Regions from separate parts of the Homo sapiens genome. Here all the other regions are linked to region 1. A link is an interaction called in ENCODE POLR2A ChIA-PET data of the cell type or tissue named here. Cell type or tissue: HepG2. All regions are shown on one strand. Region 1 overlaps CYTH1 (cytohesin 1). Region 2 overlaps RBFOX3 (RNA binding fox-1 homolog 3). Region 3 holds the start of LOC124904066 (a long non-coding RNA gene). Region 4 has its middle 25 kb from the start of DNAH17.

Region 1 (5,000 bases):
TAACCTGTATTTCCCCTAGGAGCAACGGTTTAGTCTTTTCCAATTCAGTGTTAGCAATGACTATTTTTGTTTTTTTTTTTTTTGAGATGGAGTCTCGCTCTCTCGCCCAGTCTGGAGCGCATTGGTGTGATCTCGGCTCACTGCAACCTCCACCTCCCGGGTTCAAGCAATACTCCCTGCCTGTAGCTGTAGCTGGGATTACAGGCGCCCACCACCTCACCCATCTAATTTTTGTATTTTTCATAGAGATGGGGTTTCACCATGCTGGCCAGGCTGGTCTCGAACTCTGACCTCGTGATCCACCCGCCTAGGCCTCCCAAAGTGCTGGGATTACAGGCATGAGCCACTGTGCCCGGCAACAGCAACAACTTTTTAAACAATAACTACTTTGAATAGCAAGAATCAGCTATAGCTTAGCCCTCTTCCTACCCCTAAACTTCAGGCTGTGACATCCCAGTGCCACATTTGACATCTCCTGGGGGATACCTACAGGGTCTCTCACAGTTGGCATGGCCACAGCAGAGCCCCTGGTGCTGTGTCCCTCTTTATTCACCCCACCTGAGAAATAGCATATCCGCTCACATAGGTGTTCCCATCAAATGTTTTGAATGTTTTGATATCAGCCTTCCCTTTCTCTTGTTCTGCCTATCCAGTTCATTAGTAGTATGGTTTATTCTACTTCCAAAACGCATCTTGAAGTAATCTGTTTTTCTGCATCTCTGCTGCTGATGTGCTAGTGGAGGCCACTGAATTACTTGCCTGGATGCCACATGAGCTTCCCGTAGCTGATGCCACTCTGTGCACCCATATCTCATGTTCCCTTCCTTCTGGGCACGTGGAGAAGCATATTCTCACCCCCTGGCCATTGATTTGCTATCCTTTTCAGACCCAGAGGGAGCAGGCTAAGAAATATTTTGTGGAATAAGTATGTGGTATTATTTTAGGAGCACTTGGTATTTCTTTGGGTAATAGTAGTTTCTGCAATTTGAGGACTGCTTCTAAACCTGTTAGGAATATTTTTTGAACTGTAAGGGAATTTTTTTTTTAGGGCAGAGAAACATCTGAACAATGTATTAAGTAAAAGCTTGGAGAAAATCTTGGGAAAAAAACACTTCAAAAATAGATTGTTTTAGAGTTCTTTTTTTCTGAAACCACCTGCCTTCTAAAGCAAGATAATTAGATTTTAAACAATGGTTTCTGCTTAGTTAGGTTTTTTTTTATTTTTTTATTTTTATTTGTTATTATTATTTTTTTGAGACAGGGATCTCAATTTGTCACCCAGGCTGGAATATAATGGCATGATCATAGCTTACTGCAGCCTTGACCTGTGGGCTCAAGCAATCCTCCCACCTCAATCTCCTGAGTAGCTGGGACCACAGGCACACCCACCAAACTTGGCTAATTTTTAAATTTTTTTTTGTAGGGGGGATGGAGTCTCAATCTGTCACCCAGACTGGGGTGCAATGGCACAATCTCTGCTCACTGCAACCTCTGACTCCTGGGTTCAAGCAATTCTCCTGTCTCAGCCTCCCGAGTAGCTGGGATTACAGGTGCCTACCACCATGCCTGGCTAATTTTTATATTTTTAGTGGAGACGGGGTTTCGCCATGTTGACCAGGCTGGTCTTGAACTCCTGACCACAGGTGATCTGCCTGCCTTCGCCTCCCAAAGTGCTGGCTGGTCTCAGACTTTTGGGCTCAAGTGATCCTCCCACCTTGGCCTCCCAAAGTGCTGGGATTACAGGTCTGAGCCACTATGCCTGGCCTAGTTTGTTTTTAAATCAATAACAGGTATCAAGAAGTTTGGACTGGCTGACCTTGGTGGTCTTACTGCTGCCACCTTTGCTCTGCCTCACACAGTATGTGGGTGTGTTGGGCCCTTCTCGCAAGCTCCTCTGTCATGTGATGGTTCCGTCTTCAGGGCTGTGGCAGGACCGCGCTGGTTCAGTTTGCTCTGTGTCAGCTGAGTAAAGGATGGGTGGAGTACACCAATTTTGTAACTTGTAACATTTGGTCTTGTGGTTTTGCAAGGAAGGGGTGATATATAATTAGTAAGGCAGGAGAGCAAAGGAAACAGGAAGGGGATCTGCAGTGCTCCTGTATCAAAGTAGATCTCCAAAGCAACAAGGGACAAAAGCAAGCACACTCCTCCCGCCCACCCGTTTTTACTTACTCTTATTTGATCAGAGAACTTTGCTTTCATAAACATCCTTGAATTAAGGCTGGAATTTTTTGGTAAAAATTCCTAACTGAATTTGGTTTAGAAGTATACAGAAAACCCAATGAATTAATTGAATAATCTCCCTTACCCCCTTCTTCAGACAATTCTCCTGTATTCTCTCAAGTAATAAAAGTACTAGAAAGATCAATTGTATTTATCATTAAATGGCTGGTGCTTATAATTTATTCCTTGAATCCAGTTAAACAGTGAGCTTTCCTGATAACCTAGGCATTGTTGTCCCCTACAGTAACCTGGGCCTGTTGGATGTGTAAACATTTTCCTTTGACCCAGGACTGTGTTGAAACTATTTGTTAATCACACAGCAGGATGATCAATACTTACACCAGCTGACGGGACACCTGGCATGACTACTCAGTGATCCAGTAAAACCACGCCAAGCTGGTTCCATAGAGTTTTCATTTTTGATGATAGGACTCGTAGCTCTCAGAATCAGAGAATGTTTAGAGGTGAAACTTACCACAAATGTGGGTCAGCATCTTTAGTTTGTTTCCGGTGTGTGGGGTGCAGTGGCGGACAGTGAGAGAGCCATGTGATGGGAGGAGGCTGCAGAGCTGGACTTTGAATAATGGGTAGGGTTCAGAAAAGTAGAAAATATTGTGAAATTTATTTTATTTTGTTTTTTTGAATGAAGCAACAAAAACAGAGATTTATTGAAAATGAAAGTACACTCCACAGTGTGAGAGTGGACCCGAGCATAGGGGCTCAAGGGCCAAAAATACTGTGAAATTTATTTTAATCAAAGTGGAACATAGATATAGTTTTAAAGATCCTATACAACACAAAATTTTACGTGCTTATAGCAGCAGTTTTCATAAGAACCCCAAAGTGGAAACAACCAGATGCCATCAGCTCATGAGTGGGTAAAGAAGATGAAGTCTGTCCCTACAAGGGAAGATTCTTTAGTCATAAAAAGGAATGAAGTTCTGACACATGCTGCAACATGGCTGAACATAGAAAACATTGTGCCAGGTGAAAGAAACCAGTCACACAAGGCCATGTATTAGGCAAATCTGTAGAGGCAGAAAGTAGATTAGTGGTTGTCAGGGGTTTGGGGATGCGGGAATGGGGGTGACTCCTATGGGGTATGGGGTTTTCTTTTGGGGATGATGAAAATGTTCTAGAATTAGATAGTGGTGGTGGTTGCATAACTTTGTGAACATGCTAAAATCACTGAATAGTATTCTCTAAAAATGTCCTGCCTCTCCCAGACAGTGCCTCCTCCCCGCAGATGTTGACCTCTAGATCCTTCAAGATTGGGACCGCAGTGCAGTATTTGAGTCTCCCCAGATCTCTTCCTAAATACCAGAGAATGCTGCTGAGAGTGTGCATTTTCTTAAAAGTCACTCCCCTCGTTAGTATACCTGTGCCACTATCTTCCCACCCCTCCCAGGGACTTTTTCTATTCTTACTCTACGAGCCTGGCATACTCTGGGCCTTCAGAGCCTGATCCTTAGCATGCCATGTAGTTTTTTCTTTTTTTTTTTTTTTTTTTTTTTTTGGCGCTGCCATTACCTGTGTCCTCCAATGAACTCTTGTGTTTTGAAGAGGGAGATACTTTGTTTTCTTGACCTTTGTAGGTCTAGCTCTTGGCTAACATAGTGCTTGGCACAGTTCAACAGACATCATTTAGAATGAACACATGGTAAAGAGTCAAATCTTTTTTTAATAAATCAGTGTACACTTTTATTATTATTATTTTTGAGACAGAGTCTGACTCTGTCACGAAGACTGGAGTGCAGTGGGGTGATGACAGCTCACTGCAGCCTTGACCTCCTGAGCCCAGATGGTCATCACCTGCCTCGCCCTCTGAAGTAGCTGAGACTACAGGCACGCACCACCACAGCCAGCTAATTTTTTAGTTTTCTGTAGAGACGGAGTCTGTTTATGTTGTCTAGGCTAGTCTTGAACTCCTGGGCTCAAGTGATCCTCTCACCTCGGCCTTCCAAAGTGCTGAGATTATAGGCACGAGCCATCACACCTGGCCTTTCAAATTATTACTCTGATGAGTAAATCAATATGTGAAGAGCAGCTAGAAAATGGGAGAGTCGGCATTCTAAAAGTGTTAGGCTCTTTCAGATGGAAAGTAAGAGAATCTCAGGTTACCATGTAGTGATACTTTTACCCTAGGAAGACAGAGGAAGTAGGAAACTCGGTCGCCGCACTGTCACTGTGGGTCTTGGAGCTCGGGTCTCCTTGTGGGAAAGTGGCCTTTGTAATAAAATCTTGCAGGTGTTGCGTAATTTCATTAGTCTACATGGTGAGGAATAGAGGAGGTTCAGAGAAGAATATACATGTATTTTGTATACCTCAGAATTTTAGAAAAGAGAATCCTGAATATTTTTTTGGAGGAGTTGAGGAAGAAGTAACTGAGGTTTAAATTTTATCTTTGCAGTGATGCCTGTTCTGACCGTCTTATTTAAAACTTAACAATACCTGACCCCACCCCCTGCCACATACTTCTCTTTTCCCCATAGCACCCATCACTTTCTAGCATGTTACTTATTATTTATTGTGTATATAGTTTTTTGCCTATGTCTGCCTGTATAGTAGAAGCCTATTATCACTATCCCTCAAATTAGCCAGTGTGTGTGGACAAAGGGCAAACCAATGTTGATATTAACAAAGCCCTTTCAGGAAATCAGTACTGGTGAATATACACATAGGAACTGGCACATGCGCTGGGTAGAACATGAATTGCCTCTCCTCTCCCTATATATGTTCAAAAGGTAATGAAATTTTTTTTTCTTTTTTTTGAGACA
Region 2 (5,000 bases), 340 kb before region 1:
CCTCCCTCCTGGCAGCCCCGGCTCCATCTCCCTGAAGTGTGGTGTACAGGGTGCCGTGGCCCAGCTCTGCTCTCTAAGGAGCTGAGAGTTCCCTGCACAGACAAACTGCTGAAGGGAAAGTCGTGAGGGACACAAGTGTCACATTCTTGGGGGCAGTGTTCCTGGTCCCTCCTCGTTGACCCTCTCTCTTCTCTTGAAACCCTCCCCAGTATTTACCACATTCTTTTTGGGGTGGAAGTTTGTTTTCCCTGCAGACGAGCTCCATGAGGACACCATCCCCCTCCACGTAGCACTGAGTGGAACACACCCCCTCCCCCCACCCCGTCAGGGTCAGCACACTGTGGGCATATTGAGAGGGTTGCCTGTTGTGTTCCAGAAGCTTCCTTCTTAACAAGAAGGAGGGGTAGGCCTTGCAGGCCTTGCAGGAGGGGAGGGTGCCTTGCAGATGGGACCTCGGTACAGGGTGCCCATGTAGTGTCTGGGAGGAGGTGGGAGGCCGTTGCTGCCCCTCACCTGCCCCCCTCCCCCACCCTCCTCCCACTCCCCCTCCCACGCTCTTCCCTAGTTACGGCAGAGTCTACGCAGCTGCCGACCCGTACCATCACACCATCGGGCCCGCGGCGACCTACAGCATTGGAACCATGGTAAGGAGCCCAGGCCCGCCCAGCCCTGGGTGCCAGTCCTAACAGCTGGGCATGGGTGGTGAGGCCCTTGGGGGAGAGGCCGAGCCCTCTGACCAATGCCTTGGTCCCGGAGACTTTGGAAGGACCACGGCCTGGATGTGAGTTAGGGTGAGGGGAGGGCTGGCCCCTCACGCCCTCTCAGTTGCGGGGAAGCAGGTTGAATGGCTGGTCAGCCCACCGTACCATCTGGTCCTCTGGAAAGCACCCCAATGTGCCTGATCCGTTTCCCTGAGCTCCCTCACTATAATAAAGTCCCGTTGAGGCCCCTCCATTCCCATTTCCACCAGGAAAACCTCAGAAACCAAACCAGGGCCGCCTCTCCTTCCCAGCAGAGGCTCCCAAGGCCCCGGGGCTGTTTCTGCCCACACCGCATACCCACGGCCCACCCGCACTGCTGCAGCCCCCTCGCATCGCATCCGAGAGGGGAGTGTGGGTTACCGGTTGCTTCTCACCAGGCTCTAGCTCCTGGCTTCCTGGGGGCTCCTGGCGTCCTGGGGAAACAGTGCCTGCTCTGCCCCAGCCTCCTCCCTCAGGCTGTGGGGTGGAAGGGGCGGGGCGGGGAGGTGCGCGGCGTGGCGTGTCTCTGTGTGTGTGTGTGTGTGTGTGTGTGTGTGTGTGTGGCCAGCTGTTGACACGTGCAGCCCAGCTCACTCTGCACCCAGAGCTGCTTCCAGCAGACACCTGCCTCCTGTACCCACTGGCCCCAGCCCCGGGGTGTGAACACGGGTTTTAGCTAGCTTGGCATCCAGCATCAAAGATGAAAACATCTTGGGAGAGTGAGGAGGGAGGAGGTTCAGAGGCAATATGGATTTTTCCCATCTTTCTTGGTTTTGATGACTCCCTCCAATTTTTTTTTTTTTTTTCAATTTTTAACGAGCCTCAGACACCCCCAGCAGCCTGTGGTGGCTGTGGGCAGCCACAGGCGCGGGTCTGGTGCGGCCCCACCCGGATGGAGGTGTGATACCCTGGCTCTTGGGCCCTCCGTGCAGCTGCAAGCTAAAAGCTTTCATTAACGCACGGAGGGTTCCCTCTTGTGTTTTCACTTTGTATTTTTAAGATTTTCTATTTTTCCCCAATTTTTCTTCTCTTGCACTTGCTGTGTTGTTCTTTTCTGGGAAAACTGGGTGGTGGGAGGGTGGGAGGCCCCTTCAGAGCCTTCCCTGACTGGAGGCAGCCCAGGACATGGGAGAGCTGGAGCATCCAGGACCCGCTCTCCCCAGTAGGACAGGGCTGGGCCTCAGGTGGGCCCAGGAGGACCCAGAGACCCCCCCAGAGAGCAAGGCTCTGAACACTATGCCCAGCAGGCTTGCCTCTCCCAGCGTAGCTGGCTTCAGTGGCCCCAGGCTCTTGAGCCAAGGCCCAGGAACCCGCCAGGAGGTCCCTCAGTGCTCTGAAGATGCCCCGTGCCACCCTGCTGGGGTGCGAGGAGGTGGGGCTCAAGCTGGGACCCCCCCTCTGCATAAGGACAGTGAGAGGCCAGGCCTGAGCCCAGAGAAGTGACCCAGACATAACTCAAGCTGTGACCTAGAAGCACTGTTGGCCATGACCCCAGAGCACCCCACACTGGCCCAAGACCACTATGTCAGAGGCAGGTCCTACTCTTCCTGTTGCCATGACAACCCAACTCCTTTCTCCCCAAGGAATATAGGGGGAAAGAAATCGAGACTTGGCTATTTCTCTTTTTGTTTTTCCTTTTTTTTTTTCTTTTTGCTTTTTCCCCTCTTCCAAAAGACGGTACTGATTGGCTGTTTTTCATCTTTGATGTTGCAGGCTAGCCTCTGCCGAGGAGGGTACAGCCGCTTCACCCCCTACTAGCAAGAGACCCAGCCCCTAACAGCATTCACACTGACTGCCTATTACACACCAAACCCAACAGCCCAAAACCAGGCACAGCCACCAGAAGACAGTGCACCCCTCCCGGTCAGCGACACGCACGGCTGGCCCCCTGCAACTCTAAAATCTATAGATTATTTCTCTCCAGCCAGTTGGTCTCCCCACCCCACCTGTGCTGGTGTGTGTGTCTTTGACCCTGGTTTTTCCTGTATGTCTGCAACCGTGATTTCCTATTTTGACTTTGTTGATGTTGTACTACCCAAGCCATTGCAGGTACGGTGTGCACACCGTGGGGTCCAGGCTGGGCCAGGAGACCAGGCAGCCCCCAACCTGGGAGTAGCGGTAGCGCCCTATGAGGGCAAGAGCCACATTTCCTGGCCTCCCAGGCTGCACAGAACAACAGAAACGCCTGGCAGGGCCTCCCCCAAAGCCACCCGACCAGCCCCGTGCCATGGCCCTAGTGTCCAGCACCCTGACGCAGGGAGGGAGGGGCTCCAGGCACCCAGTGTGGGTCTCCCCGGCCTGAGGGTGCTCCCGCAGGCCTTCACCCAGCCAACCACAGGAGTAGCCACTGCCCCTCCTCGCCCCATTCAGCTGAAACTAATATTTTTCATTAAATTTTATTGACGATATTTCTTGCCGACGTAGTCACAAGCGTGTCGCGTGGTGTGCAAACTGCTGTGGTCACGCCAGTCTCTGCGACTCCTTAGCACTGCTGCAGCAGAAAGTGGAAATGTGGAAAGGCACGTCCTGGTCGCTCCTCAGGGAGCCCCTTAGCACCGCAGGGCCAAGGCCAGGCCAGCCTTGCAAGGGGGTTGTCCTGGAGGCACAGCCTACTTTCCCTGTCCCCAAGCTTCGAAATGTCTTTATTGGGGTATATTCCGGAAGGAGGGGTCCTCAGCAGGCAGGAGAGCTGATGAGGGGCAGAATGCACCCTTGCTCAGGCCCTCCCCTGAGCGCAGGCCGGTCAGCCCCAGGTCAGTCCCCTCCCTGCATTAGGGAGACTGCAGGCAGGGCCCTGTGGCCTGCGGGCCACTCCTTCCTCAGCCCTGGGACTGGCCAGCCCGGTGCATGGCGCTTCTGGGGAGACACTGGCTGGGACCTCACTTGAGCACAGCCGTGGGCAGCTTGCTGGCCTGCCTAGGAAAAGCCAGCCAAGACAGGCACAGTCCTTTCCTGGCACTGGCCTGGGGCACACAGATCTGTACCTCCATGACAGGGAAAAGTAGCCTCAGGTTCTGAGTGTGCCACGGCTGGGCTCCTGGGGCTGGAAGGCCAGCTGGAGGGTGTGGGTTCCCCACCAGTGAGGGCTGAAGTCCTGCCGCCCACCAGGCCCTTGCCGTGGGGGGCCCGGCTCCCCCACCTCCCGTGGCCAGACCATCACCCTCTGCCATCTCATCCAGGCCGCCTCGAAGCCTGTGCTGGCCCAGCCTCTCCACTCACCCTGCCCTGCTCAGCTCTGTCTCCTCCTCAGGGCCCCAGGTGTCTCCTCCCATCCTGGGCTGCCTGGGCCCCATCCTGGGATCCACCCACACTCAGCCCTGGAAGATGAGGGTCCTGGAAACCTGGGGGGCAGGTGTGGCGGCGCCAGGACTTTAGGCCAGGGGCCCCGTGCCACGTGGTCCTGTCGCCTTCACACCTGCTGTGCCTCCCCCGAGAAGCTGCAAGTCCTGCCTTTCTGTTTCTGTTGTAGTGAAACCTTCCACCGTTTCCTTCTCGGACCATGAAGGGCAAAAACAAAAAAACAAAAAAAATCACAAAACAAAAAAAACAAAAAAAGATGTTAAGATCCAAGCAACAAAAAAAAAACCAACCAAACCAAGAGGCATCCAACCAAGTCCAAGTCCCGCGTCCTGGCCACACGCCCGCACCGAGGGAGCACGCCGGCAGGGGCGCCGAGGAGCGGCCCCAGGACAGGACGGCCCCACCGCGTCCTGGCTGGCAGCACAGTGGGAACACGCCCCTCCGTCTCAGGCAGTGGGGGAGTTGGAGGGGAAGGGGCCTCCCTTGTGGGACCCGTGGGGGGCTCTGTTTTCCATCCAGTCTTCCTTTCCCAGCCCCCAACTCCCAAGACAGACAGTGTGGAGCCCAGCGGCGGCGGAGCAGGCCCGGGCCTGAGCAGGCAGGCGCTGCTAGCAAGACTTGATCTTTGTGGCCAGCTGTGCCAGGGGGCCGGCGGGGCTGAGGGGTGCGGGCAGCTTTCATCCCAGGGGCTCCACTGGGCCCCGTCACCCTCCTGTCGCGTCCCCTGCGTCCCACCTCCCTCCTGCCCGGCAGTCCCGCCCGTGCCCCCAGCCTGGCGAGGAAGCCGTCCAACAGTAGCCCCGGGGCCAGCTCCCAACAGAAAGGGCTGACGTGGCTCCAGGACTCAGGGGCGCTCCATGGGAGGACGAAGGAAGCCCAGCCAGCCAGGAGCCACTCCTCACACCTCCAAGTGTGGCCAAGTGGGCCCTGAGGCCAAGGACTTACTTGCTCTTCCTGGCC
Region 3 (5,000 bases), 98 kb after region 1:
ACTATATTATCCATACTTTCCAATATATAATACAAAATAACTAGATGTGCAGAAACACAAAAATGCAACTCATAATCAAGAAAAAATAGCAAGTAAAAACAGAGCCCAAGATGACCCGATGTAAAGACTGGCAGACAAGGACTTTCATGCAGATTATATGAATATATGACCAGTTGTTTAACAAAGTCACCAAGGCAATACAATGGGGAAAGGAAAGACTTTTCAACAACTAGTACTGGAAAAATGGAATAAACACATGGGAATATTTAATTTGTTTGTTTATTTATTTATTTTGAGACAGGGTCTCACTCTGTCACCCAGGCTGGAGTATAGTGGCGCAATCATGGCTCACTGCAGCCTTGACCTCCATGAGTTCAGGTGATCAATCTTCCCACCTCAGCTTCCTGAGTAGCTGGGACCACAGGCACACATCATCACACCCAGCTAATTTTATATTTTGTAGAGACAGAGCTTCACCATGTTGCCCAGGATGGTCTTGAACTCCTGGGCTCAAGTCATCTGCCTGCCTCAGCCTCCTACAGTGTTAGGATTCCAGGTGTGAGCCACCGCACCCGGCCAACAAATGAAAATAATTGAACCTCAACTACTACTACATTATGTGCAGAAAAATTATTTTGAGATGGATTATAGACCTAGCTCCAAACCTTAAACTATGAAACTTCTAAGAGAAAACATAGAAGAATATCTTTATAACCTTTGGAGTAAGCAAATATTTCTTAGAGAACAGACAAAAATTTCATAAAAGAAAAAAATTAATGACTCAGACATAAACCACAGTGTGGGGGAAAATATTTGTAAAATATTTTCTGTCCACAGAGTGAAAATGATATCTCATGCAGTTTGGATGTGTATCTGCCTGACTCCTGGAGATGGTGCATATTCTTTTATGTTGACTTAAATTTTTTTTTCTGTGAATTGCCAATTCATGCCCTTTGACTATTTTTCTATTGGTTTGTCCTTTTTTAAAAATCGATGTTTAGGTGCTTATGTTAAGTAATATGAAACCTATGCTTACATGTGTACTACAGATATTTTTCTAAGTATAATATTTGTCTTTTGATTACATTTGTTATGTTTTCCAAAGTTTTAATTTCATAGGATCAAATATGTTCATTTTTCCTGTGTAGTTTTTGTGTGTTCTTTGTTGTTTGATTTTGAGATGAAGTCTCCCTCTGTCACCCAGGCTGGAGTACAATGGTGTGATCTCGGCCCCCTGCAACCTCCACCTCCCGAGTTTAAGAGATTCTCCTGCCTCAGCCTCCCAAGTAGCTGGGATTACAGGTGCCTGCCACCAAGTCCAGTTAATTTTTGTATTTTTAGTAGAGATGGAGTTTTGCCATGTTGGCCATGCTGGTGTTGAACTCCTGACCTCAGGTGATCTGTCTGCCTCAGCCTCCCAAAGTGCTTGGATTACAGACATGAGCCACCATGCCTGGCCTAGTTTTGTGTCTTATTTAAGGAGATTGTCTTTATTCCAATATTAATAATTCCCTGAATTTTCCTCTAATTTTTAATTTTTTTAACCTTTAGATTTCTAACTTATCTAAAGTTTATTTTTAGATGGAAGGGATTTAAGTTTATTTTGCTCCAGGAAGGTAATTGATAATGCCAACACAATTCATTAACTAAATCTTCCTTTTTTCATTCAGTTGAGATACCACTTTTATCATGTATTAAATTCCCATACATTTTTGAAATTACTTCTTTTCTTGTGCCAAGAATACTCTTTTCATTTCAGTAGCTTCTAAAGGAGCTATTAATAGCTGGTGAATGAAACCTCCCTTGCTATTCCTCAATTTCTAAATGTTCTTAGCTATTCTAAGACATTTATTCTTTCTGATAAGCATTAAACATATTTTGTCCTGTTTAAAAAGCATAGTCAGGGAGCATGGGCTCGAGCCCCCTGTGCTTCCAGTGCTTCCTTGGAAGAACAAGAATAAATTAATGAGAGGTGCTTCTTACCTCCAGGGCACTCCCAGTGCCTGGCACGCATCAGGCTGGGTGTTTGTTGAATGAATGCACAGTTGACTGCTGCATCCACCCCACGACCTTAACACACACCATCAGCCTTGGAAGCAGAACTCCGGGACAGATCCGACGTGGCCACTGTCAATAGCCTTGAAAGCAGGAATGTTTGTCTCCGGTAAATAGAGAAGTGGCATCAGAGGGACAAGCTCCTCTGAAGTGTCAGGTGATTTCCCAAAGGATCATTTGTGGGGAAATATTTAGGGAGCTCTAATTTGGAAGTCCTGTTTTCCCCCCAAATACCAGGACTCCTCCCCATGCTCAGGGGGAAAACTCTACTGCAAGACCTCCCGTTTCCAGCTGACCAGCAGCCCAGAGAGCCTCCTCCCTGCACAGAAGGGCTCAGGGCAGAGTCCTTTTTCCCGTCATTGGCTGCAATGCATTGAGGAGGACCCCAAGGCAGGGCCTGCGCATCTGAACTGCCTTGGACTCTGGGGCGCCCTCACTGGAGCTCCCCTCCTGGAACCCATTTCCTCCAGGAGAAACCTTGAGAATGAAGACGGGGTCTAAGGCGTGTGAGTCCAGGGGGGCCCCTTGCTACCTCAAACTGAGAAGTAAAATCTCAAACTAAATATATGACCAGCTTAATTATGTTTATCACCTGCATAAATGTCTCTTGAAAGAAATCTTATGTCTTTGCAGTCTGTGAAGGTGTTCTTGCCTGTCTGGAACAAGAAAAGAAGATAAACATGTAGTAAAATATAGGGAAACTTGATTGAAGAACTAGTGCATTTTAACTTTGGTGACTTTTTGCAAAGCCAGATCTGAGAAGGAAAAAAAAAAAAAAGAGTCCTGCTGATGTTGGGTCCCTCCCAGAGCTCTCTTTCTTCTCCGTCAACCAATAGTTGTTTTTTCACACTGTGTGTAAAGAGAATTTAAGAAATTCTTCTGTCATTTAAGACTTGACGACCAGAAGGAATTCCACTATCTCCCTGAAAATAATTTCTCCTCGTCTGTCAATGACATCATGATTAACCTAATTTCCCAAGTTAAGTCATTTCTTCCTTTCTTCCACAAATATTTATTAAGTGCCTTCTAGGTATCAGGCATTGTTCTAAGAATGGCAGCAAAGCCGTGAATAAAATAAAATCCCTCCCCTCATGGAGCGTATAGACTAGAACGGGAGAGAAGGACAATGTACAAATTGATATGGTTTGGCTGTGTCCCCACCCAAATCTCATCTTGTATTACAGTTCCCATAATCCCCACGTGTCCTGGGAGGGACCCAGTGGGAGGTAATTGAACCATGGGGGCCGTTACACCCATGCTGTTCTCGTGATAGTGAGTTTTCATGAGATCTGATGGGTTTTTTGTTTGTTTGTTTTTGTTCTTTTTTTTTGAGACAGAGTCTCGTTCTGTTACCCAGGCTGGAGTGCAATGGTGCAATCTCAGCTCACTGCAACCTCCACCTCCCGGGTTCAAGCGATTCTCCTGCCCCAGCCTCCCGAGTAGCTGGGATTACAGGCACGTGCCACCATGCCCGGCTAATTTTTTTGTATTTTTAGTAGAGATGGGATTTCACCATGTTAGCCAGGATGGTCTCGACCTCCTGACCTCGTGATCCGCCTGCCTCGGCCTCCTAAAGTTCTGGGATTACGGGTGTAAGCCACTGCACCCTGCCGATCTGATGGTTTTATAAGGTGTTTTTCCCCTTTTGCTCAGCACTTCTCCTTCCTGCCACCATGTGAAGAAGGACATGTTTGCTTCCCTTCAGCCAGGATTGCAAGCTTCCTGAGGCCTCCACAGCCCTGCGGAACTGTGAGTCAATTAAACCTCTTTTATTTATAAATTGTCCAGTCTTGGATATTTCTTCATGCAGTGTGAGAACAGACGAATACACAAATAAGAAAATAAAAATAAGAGATGGAGGTCACATTTCTAAGCTATGTCTGGGAGCATATATGGGGACTGGGGGTTTTCTTCCCAGCTAGCTGTTATCTGATCCAAGTAACCATTTAGGGAAAAACACTTTGAAAATCGGTTGGAGCCCCTTGCCAGAGTGTGGCTGTGGTTGACCAATTATGATGAATCCGCATTTCTTGGACAGGGTTCCGAGTGATGCTGTTTGCTGTTCGAGGGGCTTGTGCAGAAAGAGCGCTTGGAAGAGCAGCTGCCACAGCTGGTGTGGGCAGGAAGCAGGTCTTTGGGCCAGAAACCTTTCTCTCAGTGGCCCTGGCAGGCCTGTGTTCTTGCATCTTCTGGGGCTGCCCCTGGGCATCTGCCTTCCAACTGAACTGACCTCAGCCTTGGAGCCTCTGTGATTCTGTGTTCAGCCTCGGCCTTGCTGCAGTCCGGGCCATCTTTCTCTTACTCCTTATCATGTCAACCCTGCTCCACACTGGAATGGTCAGATGCTAAGATGCTCTTCAGAGCTCAGTCACAAAAAACTTAATGTCAGTCTGCATCCTTGCCCGGCTTCCTTCTGACTCCACAGCTCCACGGTGACAGCAGCAAGGGCCAGTTGGGAACAAAGTGTGGGCAGTTGACAGGCACTGGGAATAGGGACAGGGGCTCTCCCTGGAATTGTCCCTCCTCTGGCCCATCCCTCTGCATCTTGATGTTACATTTCCCTGGGCAGAGTGAGCGGGTAGGGTGTATTTCTGAAAAAGCAGCAATTTACCCTTTCTTTGTACTTTTCAGAATCCCTGGTGGACTCTCGCATTTGGTGGCATTACCTGATTATCTGTGTGCCCACCATGTAGCTCCTGGGCTCTCTGCCCACGGCTTGTTCTACATCAGAAAGAGAAACTGCAATGACCCCCTCCCTGCCCTCCGGAGCCTCCTTCACCATCGAGGTGGCTTGGAAAACCCAGACGTAAAAGCTTTAAGGCAGAAGGGGGAAAGCACTGCGGTAATAAGGATGAAACTGCCCCCAGCAGGTGCTGGCAAAGTCAGCTCTCGGGGCCTTGTTCTTCCCGTTTGATCACTGCTTCTCAGCCCTCTCCTCCTCCCAC
Region 4 (5,000 bases), 150 kb after region 1:
TTAGAATGAACAACAACAACAAAATGTCTGCGTTGTCTTGACTTTGAGAAGAGAACAAACAGGTCCAAACCCACAGTAGCTAAGCCTGCCCTGTCTGAGGGTGGCCTCTCCGCAGCAGCTCCATCTTCTCCTGGAAATGGATGAAGACTTCCCAGATGAGAACAAGCAGAGGCTGTCTACTCAGAGCTCGCTAGGGTAAGGAGTCAGCCACCAGGCTGGCGCTGGGGAGGGACTCAGGCAGGTGGAGGAGGGGAGGCTCCGGAGGGCCTGATTGGAGGCTGTTGGCACAGGGAGGCTGGCGTGCGGCTGGTTACAAGCGGGCCTTGATTGGTCAGGGGAACGTATTTGCTTTTTTCTGGTTGGTCCTGAGTTGGAAACAGGGACAAAAATTAGGGAAGCTGGTGGTCCCTGCCCAAGTCCTGGCCAGCTTGGCAGGATGGCTGCAGAGGTGGTGGGCCAGAGTTCTGTTGTCCTATAGGGTCTGGCTGTGGCCCGACTGTGTGCTCGACCTCTTTTTTTTTTTTTTTGGAGACAGAGTTTCGCTCTTGTCACCCAAGGCTGGAGTGCAATGGGGCAATCTCGGCTCATTGCAACCTCTGCCTCCCGGGTTCAAGTGATTCTCCAGCCTCAGCCTCCCCGGTAACTGGGACTATAGGCACGCACCACCACGCCCGGCTGATTTTTGTATTTTTAGTAGAGATAGGGTTTTCCATGTTGGCTAGGCTGGTCTCGAACTCCTGACCTCAGGTGATCCACCTTCTTCAGCCTCCCAAAGTGCTGGGATTCCAGGCGTGCACCACCACGCCCGGCCTTGATCTCTTGCACTAAGTGAGAAAGTTCTCCAGGATCCTGGGACTGGGGTTCCCACGAATTCCACGGCATCGTGCTCTGATGGACAGCAGTTCCCAGGAACACCAAAGACCATGGCACCAATGGGAAGGACTCGCAGACCCAGGTGCTGGGAGGCGCTACACCCTTGGGTGGGAACGGAGGGCCACACTGTGGGTTTCCCGAGTGGCCTCCATAGTGACTGCCAGAGCCCTATGCGGTCCTCTCTGCAGGGACTAAAATGACCCCCAGGAGCTCTCTGCCTCCACGGTTTGAGATAGCCAGGCAGCCTAGAAAAGCCAGGGAGCTTGGAGGTAGGGGTACTGAGAGGGGAGGGAGGCCCACTCAGGGTGCTGGTTCCTGGCATCCTCTGCCCAAGCATCTTCCTACGCACTTATCCGGGGCTACACTGTGATACAGAATGGGAACTGTCCCACGGATCCGGCGATGGCTCAGCTATCAGAGCTGATGGGTCTCACTGCACAGAGGGCCTCAGTGCCTCCCATGACCTAAAATTCGAAAGCAGATGAATACACCCCAAGCACCCCTAACAACCCAGCTCTAAATCTACCTTGGCCTCTGCTGAACCCCTGTGTGTCCCTGTTTTTAGCCAGCGCCACCTTTGGGGTTAAGAAGCCCCTTATCTCTGCCATCTGTTGCCAAGGGAGGTTTGGGGTTTTCTTTTCTTCTCTGCCCTCCTGGTTTCTTTTTCTAGCAGTGCCAAGACTAGGTGGGTGCAATTTTTCCTTGGGCACAAAATCAGTGGGAAGTCAAGGGGTTGGGCCAGAGTGACCGATTCTTCCTTTTGCCTCTGGTTCCAATATCGGCTACAGCACTATCGCTAATCCTGTCTTTATGGCAAATTTGGATATTTTGTTATCATGAATGTTTGCATTAAATTTGGTTTTCTTCAAATATTGCATTTAAATATGAGTTATCTCTGTCACTGAGCTTTGGGGGCCCCCTTCAATTGTGCACCCCAGGCGAGGGCCTCGCTGGCCTCCGTGCTCCCTCCCTGCTGTGGAGCCCACAGTGCCCCTCCACGTGGAGTGTTCCTGGGTGGGTGAGTAGACCCCTCACAGTGTAAATGGATTTTTAGGTTTCAGTCATGATTTCTGCATAACCTTTTGTTAATTAATAATTAATTCATTGTACAAATATTTCTTGAGCCAGCTCTGGTCCAAGAACTGTGGCAGGTGCCAGGATTCAAGAGGGAGCAAAGCCTTTGCCCTAATGAAGCTCATGGGTGTCTTCCTCGCCTGTAGACCCTGCGGCTCTGCAAATCCCCGGCTGCTCAACCTTGTCGGGGTGGATGAGAAGGGGTCCTGGGAGGGGCCTGGGAGCCAGCATTGCCCCCACTCAGATTTTGAAGTCCCTGGTGGGCAACATGCATATTGGGAGAGGGAGCTGAGCCAAATGCCTCGGGCCCTCAAGACAGGCTTAGATGTCTCCAAGGGGGAAAAGCTTCCTTCGTCCAGGCATTCCTTCTATCATGGAAACAACTGTCAGAACCAGCATGTGAGACACCTGCGTGGACAAAGAGCAGACGGAGCTGGATGACTTTGGGGAGCCCCATCCTCTCCCACCCTAGGCAGGCACATTCCTGCTCTTTTATAAACACACTTAGGGTTTCAGAAACAAGTTCCCCCAGCCCCCAGCCCAGGACCTCACAAGCAGTTGGTGATGTGTTGAAGAAACAGTGATGAATGAACGCACCCCATAAACAGTCCATCTTTAAAACCCCCAGGTGTCATCTGTCTTGCAAATCCAGAGATGTAGTTGCTATTAGATCAGCGTTGCTGCTGACAGCAGTCATTTCTATTTGCCTTGTAGGGGAGACTTTCAGCTGTTTGTAAGTTGGAGTTCATGGGCACTCTGTACTTTTCCTTACTAGGAATCAGAGAAAGGTGGGCCCCTGGGTGTCCTTCAGCACCAAGCCTGGTCATGACGCTGGAATCTCCCGACCTGGACCTTCGCAGGTTCTCGCTGTGATGCCATTTCAGTAAAGCTGTGTGTGACCTTGGGCAGGTTCCCAGCTATGTGGGTTTCTTCACAGGATTTCTCATTTTTGGGCATTAAAAGGACCAAAGGTCGGCCGGATGAAGTGGCTCACGCCTATAATCACAGAACTTTGGGAGGCTGAGGTGGGAGGATTGCTTGAGCTCAGGAGTTTGAGACCAGCCTAGGCAACACAATGAGACCTCGTCTCTACAAAAAAAATTTTAAACTATTAGCTGGGCATGGTGGTGCATGCCTGCAGTCCCAGCTACTCAGGTGGCTAAGGTAGGAGGATCACTTAAGCCCAGCAGGTCACAGATGCAGTGAGCCGTGATCATGCCACTGCACTCCAGCCTGGGTGACAGAGTGAGACCCTGTCTCAAAAATAATAATAATAATAATAATAATAATAATGATTTTAAAAAGGTCCAAAGGTCTAAATCATAACTTCAGTCTCTCACCCGCTAAAGAGCTTCTCCCTCATCCTCATTCTCATCCCCATCTCTCCTCCCCGACCCCCACCTCCACCCCCACCTTCACTCTCAGCTCAGGCCTGGCTGTGTAATGTAATCATTGATAGGAATGAATGTAAACCTACTGTCTTGCTATTTGTTTTCAACTTGTTCCATCCATCTCTCATTCGCTTCCCCTGTTTCTCTGCTTTCTTTCAGACTAGGTTATTTTTATTTATTTTTTGAGACAGAGTTTCACTCTTGTTGCCTAGGCTGGAGTGCAATGGTGCAATCTTGGCTCACCGCAACCTCCACCTCCCTGGTTCAAGCAATTCTCCTGCCTCACCCTCCCAAGTAGCTGGGATTACAGGCATGTGCCACCGTGCCCGGTTAATTTTTGTATTTTTAGTAGAGGCGGGGTTTCTCCATGTTGGTCAGGCTGGTCTCAAACTCCTGACCTCAGGTGATTCGCCTGCCTCAGCCTCCCAAAGTGCTGGGATTACAGGTGTGAGGCACCACGCCTGGCCCAGACTATGTATTTTATGATTTCATTTCATCTCCATGATTGTCTCCAGGGCTGTACTTTTGTGTTTCTTGGCAGTCATTCTAAAATTCACAGTAGATTCGCTTTTTGGCTTGAATAGCTGGCAGAGGAGGAAAGTGACTGTAAGAAATTAAATGTGTCAATTACAATGTCTGTAATTCACTCGAAAACACCCCACCATCATTAGTGTGATGTCATGTATGTGAGAAGGTTGAAGCTTTAACTTGACGAATTAGTCATTGACTTACTTGCACTCTCATAGGCACAGGCCAGGTGGTCAGCCGGCGTTTTATCAGAAAGAGCCACCCTCTCGAGGTGGTGACTACAAGTCCTGCTATTGGCATCCCCATTTGCAACCGGCACTTTGCCAAAAGGGTGTCAAAAATAGCTTCTTTTCTATTGTTGAGATTAGAGACTGGCTAATGACCACCAGGGTATGTGAGTCCGCTGTGGTTTGGAGACCTTCCCTGCCCCTGCGCAGACAGGGTGGAAGAGTCCCCCCGGCCTGCACCCTTCACCCCTTAGGGGTGGCTGCAGCAGGAGTCCTAGGAGGTCCTTTGTCCAGCCAGGGGTACTGGGGGATTCCCACAGCATGACGCTGACCAGAGGCAGTGAGATTGCAGTATAATCCCAGCACTTTGGGAGGCCGAGGTGGGTGGATCACCTGAGGTCAGGAGTTCAAGACCAGCCTGATCAACATGGTGAAACCCCGTCTCTACAAAAAATTAACTGGGCGTGGTGGTGGGCATCTGTAATCCCAGCTACTTGGGAGGCTGAGGCAGGAGAATCGCTTGAACCCGGGAGGTGGAAGTTGCAATGAGCTGAGATTGTGCCATTGCACTCCAGCCTGGGTGAAAAAGTGAGACTTCGTCTCAAAAAAAAAAAAAAAAAAAAAAAAGGAGATCCTGCTGGGTGCCCATGTGCACTTTCAGGGCACCTATGGGACAAACTTTAGATGTCGGTCATGCTTGCAGGACATATGAATGTTTGGTGCCTGCTCTGCTGATTACTGTTTGTATAATAAATGCCATTTTGTGTGGTAGACTCTGCTCCGAGCCTTGCTTTATGATCATCTGGCTGTGAGATTGGAGGTGGGGGGGGCTAGCTCTCCCCTCTGGGATATTTTGGTAGCTGCTGCCATGAACAAAAAGAGCTTTCTAGTTGTGCACCATATGGTC

Evidence for each region. Peaks named below come from ENCODE experiments on the same cell type or tissue, not always from the same donor. Only the 100,000 strongest peaks of a DNase experiment are listed, where the experiment ranks them.
Region 2: POLR2A ChIA-PET joins it to region 1 with 9 read pairs; 1 of 35 experiments calls an interaction of 5 or more read pairs at or near these places.
Region 3: POLR2A ChIA-PET joins it to region 1 with 5 read pairs; 6 of 35 experiments call an interaction of 5 or more read pairs at or near these places.
Region 4: POLR2A ChIA-PET joins it to region 1 with 6 read pairs; 4 of 35 experiments call an interaction of 5 or more read pairs at or near these places.

Annotation. Positions count from the first base shown.
Region 1 is chr17:78,745,885-78,750,884 of GRCh38, reverse strand. All of the region lies in intron 1 of CYTH1 (cytohesin 1), which reads left to right. Among named protein-coding and RNA genes, the nearest start is that of CYTH1, 34 kb to the left of the region's middle. RefSeq lists enhancers at 1,782-1,851, 1,912-1,971. In HepG2, no CTCF peak of the experiment used is centred here; DNase peaks (open chromatin) are centred at 1,964, 2,564 and 4,024; H3K4me3 peaks cover 1,304 bases.
Region 2 is chr17:79,090,095-79,095,094 of GRCh38, reverse strand. It overlaps RBFOX3 (RNA binding fox-1 homolog 3), which reads left to right. Exons shown (of 15, transcript NM_001350451.2): 14 at 566-644; 15 at 4,210-5,000. The coding sequence ends at 4,212. Among named protein-coding and RNA genes, the nearest start is that of ENGASE, 18 kb to the right of the region's middle. In HepG2, CTCF peaks have their summits at 1,733 (motif pointing left) and 4,386; a DNase peak (open chromatin) is centred at 4,409; H3K27me3 peaks cover 4,373 bases.
Region 3 is chr17:78,647,584-78,652,583 of GRCh38, reverse strand. LOC124904066 (a long non-coding RNA gene) reads left to right here and starts at 3,709. Exons shown (of 2, transcript XR_007065922.1): 1 at 3,709-3,804; 2 at 4,687-5,000. In HepG2, a CTCF peak has its summit at 2,345; a DNase peak (open chromatin) is centred at 2,163.
Region 4 is chr17:78,599,592-78,604,591 of GRCh38, reverse strand. No RefSeq gene overlaps it. Among named protein-coding and RNA genes, the nearest start is that of DNAH17, 25 kb to the right of the region's middle. In HepG2, no CTCF peak of the experiment used is centred here; a DNase peak (open chromatin) is centred at 2,791.